Regions from separate parts of the Homo sapiens genome. Here region 1 is linked to region 2. A link is an interaction called in ENCODE POLR2A ChIA-PET data of the cell type or tissue named here. Cell type or tissue: MCF 10A. All regions are shown on one strand. Links, peaks and the distances in the headings refer to the core of each region. The heading gives the core; the rest is flanking DNA.

What was found. ChIA-PET counts read pairs that join two places held together with the same protein. Peaks named below come from ENCODE experiments on the same cell type or tissue, not always from the same donor. Only the 100,000 strongest peaks of a DNase experiment are listed, where the experiment ranks them.
Region 1: POLR2A ChIA-PET joins it to region 2 with 6 read pairs; 2 of 35 experiments call an interaction of 5 or more read pairs at or near these places.

The regions. Positions count from the first base shown.
Region 1 is chr4:81,141,474-81,144,294 of GRCh38, reverse strand. PRKG2 (protein kinase cGMP-dependent 2) reads left to right here. Exons shown (of 19, transcript NM_006259.3): 10 at 1-63; 11 at 1,348-1,501. Among named protein-coding and RNA genes, the nearest start is that of PRKG2-AS1, 22 kb to the left of the region's middle. In MCF 10A, for the core only: no CTCF peak of the experiment used is centred there; a DNase peak (open chromatin) is centred at 1,394.
Region 2 is chr4:81,206,425-81,209,245 of GRCh38, reverse strand. The region is part of intron 1 of PRKG2 (protein kinase cGMP-dependent 2); the gene reads left to right. Among named protein-coding and RNA genes, the nearest start is that of PRKG2, 7.4 kb to the left of the region's middle. In MCF 10A, for the core only: no CTCF peak of the experiment used is centred there; a DNase peak (open chromatin) is centred at 1,225.

The DNA.
Region 1 (2,821 bases), core at 52-2,551, 65 kb after region 2:
GCAAAAATACCTTGAAGGATATGTGGCAAACCTGAACCGTGATGATGAAAAAAGACATGCGAAGTAAGTGGAGGAATGTTTTCCTGAGCCGGAGCTGACTTCTGGCAGCCAATAAATAAAGAAGGGGACAGAGGGTGTGACTTGCTGTGTGGTAACTTTTAATGTGCCTTCACTAGAAAATTCTGGAGAGTTCTTTTGAATTGTTCTTCCACAAAGACAACACCACTTCCACTAGAATGGATATTATCTATTAGAAATAGTCTGCTCCTTTATTTTGGATGATGAGTAGGAATGTTAGGGAGAGGTGTTCTAATCCAGGGCCTTACAAAAGGGATATTTTATGTTGCCTGGTGACTTAGCTCAAAAAGACATTAATATTTGATTAGAGGTAAAGAGCAGGGTTATAGTTAGAATTTTTTCAAAATGTAAGGAATCTATTGCCCAGGGATATGTGGAGGAGGGGGTTGGGTAGGTCTCTAAATGTAGTAATAGTGATTAATTTTTTGTGTGTACTAGAAAACTCTACTTTTGTTAAATGAAAATTATTTGAAAGTTGTTTGCTGAAACATTTTTTTAGAGTGAATGCTTAAGCACATGTTCACTAGATAGTGCTATCAAAGCCATATAGTCAAAATTCTTAGAAAACTTAAATTTGAATTAAATTAGAATATTCAATCAGTACTTCATATGTTTTTGCAATTTTTACGCTGAAGGCCTTTTGTGGTAATAATTTATGAATATGTAACCCAGACCGGTAAACCTTAATTAAAAGAGAAAAAAATGGATATTACTTAGACATAAAGTAAGAAATGTACTTTTCATATTTCACAAAGCAGTTATTTTGGTTCAGCCATGCAAAGCTTCAAGATCTGATAAAACTAGCAAAACGTGGGAAAGATTGTCAATGTGGCATTCTCCTGTACATGCAGCAAAGGAAGTGGCTTCCTTGTTTCATTCCCATTCATTGACTGCTTTTCATGGTTGTTTTTTAACAGCTTTTTTGAGGTATATATATTTTTAGTTAAAAAAAATTTCCACACTGAGAAGAAACCTAAGAGGTACATTTTAAGTACCACAAACTATACCCATTTTACCTCTCATTGATTCAACTTGGCATTCGTCTATTTCCTGGTATATGCATATGTGTGAGTTTTATGTTTGTATATTCTATTGTTTTCTCGCTGCGTGGGACTGAATCTGATCCATAAAAGTTGGGATAGCCTTTGTGGCAACTATAAATCATAGTTACAGCAGAAATTAGACTGTCGTAGGAGTGAAATTTATGTATGGCATGACACCTTCTTAATTATGGGTGTGTGTGTGTAAAGTTTCACTTCTCTTGTACAGGCGGTCCATGTCTAACTGGAAGCTGTCCAAAGCACTCTCTCTGGAAATGATTCAGCTGAAGGAGAAGGTGGCCAGATTTTCCTCATCATCCCCATTCCAGAACCTTGAGATTATTGCAACACTGGGCGTTGGTGGGTTCGGAAGAGTTGAGCTTGTAAGGGGTTTACGTTTCAAGCATCTGAGAGAAGCCTTTTGACTTTTTTTTTGTTTTATATTCCAGCATATCTTGGAGGAATATATGAATTGTTACTGCTATCTTAAATGTTGCTTTGAACTGAAATTGAGAAAGTAAACTTTTCACTCTGTATATTGTATAGTAGCAGGTCTGTGCTAGTAAGTAACTTGTAATAATCAACTGCTAGTTCAAGCTTACATCACGTCTTTTGTGAATTTTCTTCTCGATGATTATCAATATACTAAGTAAGCACGTCCAAAAGGAAACATAAAATAATGTATTTTCTAACAGCAAATGCGTGTCTATATACATTCATGACACATTTAGTCTCTATACACTAAAGAAAAGAAGAATGTGTCAAGTGAAAATGCCATAGAGGTGAAATATTCAATGTTATAGTTGTGTTCTTTAAACAACTCCAGTACCATGTCTGTATTTCACCTTCATTATTTTGTTTTTGGGTTGCTCAAAATTTCGTATTGTGAGAAAAGAAAAGAAGATGAATGAAAGGGAATATTTGAAGAGAAGCCTTCTGTAGTGTTGATCAGGATATCTGGGAACTTACAGCCTGATTTTAGTTGTGCCTTCCACATCACCCTCTTTCTGAGCTATCAGCTTCCAAGGAGTAGCAAAAGTGGTACTGTCAAACAAGTATTCTAAGGAAAATGTGGAATAGAGATCTGTGGCCTTACTGGGTACAGATGGCTCTGAGGCCTTGGCAATTACCGAGTCCTTCTTTGCCCATCAGATTTTTAAGGATTCACCATACCTTATCTTCTGGGAACTCTGCTGACCTGTTGGTCTGCTGGCTGGCTTTGGGCATGAGCAGATTTGAAATGCTGTCAGGGGAGTCTGGACAGTACACTTCAGACCCAGTCCTTGCTTCATCTCTGATGGGGGCAGGGACAGATGTTCCTTAGGATAAATAATGTGTGTAATGTCTCTTATACCTTATGGAGAGATAAAGATAATACCTGTCTGCAGTGGTATTTTTCGTCAAAGTTTGTGGCAAAAGGATTCAATTAACAAAGCTGAGATCTGTTTTCTAATAATAATTGAAGCAGTAAATCCACCATTGATTTAAAAGTCATGGGCAGCACTAATGGCAAACATGAGCAAAATATGGAGTGCAGCCATTTCTGCACAATGTAGTTACTTATCTAGCATAGTCTGCTTATGGAGTTTTAAATCTATCAAAAAATTATTTTAAAATGTTTATTTCCTTTTTAGGAAATACTTGATCGTGCATCTAGAGTAGTACTGTTTAATAGAACTGTGCTGAGGGAAATGTCTTATATC
Region 2 (2,821 bases), core at 213-2,712:
CTCCCACATTGACTGCCAGGTGTTAATCCGCCTGCAAGCGCCTTCACAGTCACTTTTGCTTTTCTTATGTCTCTTCTAATTACCCTTGGTGGACAGCAATTTCTAAATGGCGATTACATTAATATAATAATTTGTAGTCTTATGTAGTTTCCTCTCTTCTAGCGAAATGCCACTACTCATTCGATTGCTGTCTCCTATACCTAACTGCAGAAGAGTATTGCCTCCAGAGTGAACTATGGTTTTTGGTTGCCTTCAAAGATAATTAGGTGGGCCTCCATGTTTTAAGCATTTCATTGCAGTGTGTGAAAATAAATAGGGGCTACATGAGGGAATTACAGAGCTTCAATTATTAAGTCCTTGTAGTTATGAACTGGCTCCGTGTCATTCATAATTCTTTTTTTGTCTCCATCTTTTGGTGGGGAACTTGTTTTCCAGGCTGTTTGTTTCCAAATGACTTCTTTTCTCAATGGAAGATAGAATCCAGGCAAAGTAAGAGTCCCTTACTCCCGGCCACCACCTCCCAAAGGAATAATGTGCATCTTTAAAGAGTTTTGTCATTTGAGAGGCTGAGGCAGAAGGGTGGTTTGAGCCCAGGATTTCGAGACCAGTTTGAGCAACATAGTGCAAGACCCCATCTCAACAAGAAAATAAAAAAAATCAGTCAAGCATGGTGGTGTGCCTCTGTAGTCCTAGCTACTCTGAAGGCTGAGGCAAGAGGGTCACTTGAGCCCAGGAGTTTCAGGTTATAGTGATTGCACCACTGGCCACTGCATCTCATGGCTGCAGAATGAGACCCTGTCACAAACAAACAAACAAAAACCCACAAAAGACTCTTGTGGAAGACATCCAGTTTACTAGACTTCTGTCCTACCCAGAAATGATCCTCTCTGGGTTTTCTTCACACCTAGACATTAATTGCCTGTTTCTAGTTACATACTATAATAAGAGCTGCTTACCTACTTCATGTCTGATACCTGCCAGGCATCATATGGGGTACTTTACAAACGTAATAATCATAGTAACCCTACGAGATGGATATAAATATATTCCCTTTTGTAGATGAGAAAGTAAGACTCAAAGATTTTTAGGAATATATAGAAGGTTGAGAAAGAGCAGATTGTTTTATAACCCTAATTGGCCTGACTCTATTGCTCATGTTAAATTCTGATCTTTATCTCCAGACTCATTTCTTATTGCATCATGTGCTGCCCTCTGACTGTAAGAATGATTTTAATAACCTGCAGTTGCCAGACTGATGGAGCAACATCCTATGGTTCATTTCTCCTTGTGGCTAGCAATACATATTTGAGAAATAGCTTATCTTAGTGACTGATACAGGAAACAGAGTGAATCTAATTAGGTTTTATGAAGCCAGAGACTTGAAACCTTGGCTTCAGGGACAGCAATATTTAAATGGATGAACTAAGTAAGAAATCAGACTAGTATTGAGCCATTTAGTAACTTACTTACGTATCTTAAATTAGTGACTTGAAAGATGAGTTAGTTACTCTCATTTTACCCCTCTTTGAAATTCTAAATAGCTTGAAAGATTTACATAGCTTCCAACTAAACCAGAGGATAATTGGTGTTTTGGGAGAATTTAACATCCTCTACCTAACTGTGCTTCAAGTTTGTAAAATTATTGGATTGGTACAGAATTTTTTGAATACCATCCATAGAGCAAAAATGATTCTAAGCCTTTTCATATTTGTAATGCTAAAACTGTTTTCTGTGTCAAATTTGACTGCAAATCCATGATGGGATATGCCTCTGATATGGTATATGATACTTTGGTCTTAGTAAACAATTTTTCCATGAACAAAAATGAGTTAGTTGTTAGTTTAATATTAGATTTGAAAGTTTTTATGCGTGCTTTTTTATTTATAAGGCAAATCCTTTTCCTCCTACCATCACATCTCCCTTCTTTCTCTACTGACCTAAGAATACTTCTCCATGAACCAAGAAGGCTGTCTAGAAAATGGGTCACTGATGCGTGTTAAAAACGTGTGTACACATTAATTTCAGATTTTTTGGAGCACCTTTCTTATGCTTGTAATTCATAATCTCATTCAGGTTTATTCTCAGATTTCAATATAACATATTCTGAATTGCTTATTCAAGGTACAAGTATGTCCAGGGCTACTTCTTTGAATTCTAGTCTCTTCATCCTTCTTATACATTCATAATATATAAGATCAGTAAATGCTGCCAAGTCAACAGAAACTTAAAGGTTAAACCTGCCACATCTCTGCAACATATTAAGGCAATTCTCCAAAGGCTAATGTTTATTAATGACCACTTTGAACCTGAATTCTATGAGAAATAAGTAGGTGTTTCAAGATTGCTTTTATAAATGCATTTGTTTTTTGCACCATCCATTGTAGGCAATCTGCATTGACTATTTGGTCACATCTGTTTGAAATCTAGATGCTGTGTTACATCTTTGCATCTGTGCCTTTGTTGTTGTAGAGGTCACAGTTATTCTGGTAGAACTAGTGAAAAAACTCTAAGTATTTCACTTCTATTTAAGTTTGAAGTTTGGAGGGCGAGAGGGGCAGATGTGTGGGTTATAAAACTGTTTCATTTCTTCTGATTTGAGATAATCAGAACTAATTCAAGCTTAGTTTACAAGTGTTATAATGCTTTTTGGGTTATGGCTGTTGTATTAGTCTGTTCTCATGTTGCTATTATAATAAAGACATACCTGAGACTGGGTAATTTGTAAAGGAAAGGGGTTTAATGGACTCACAGTTCTACATGGCTGGGGAAGCCTCATAATCATGGCGGAAGGCAAAGGAAAAGCAAAGGCAAACTCCCCTTT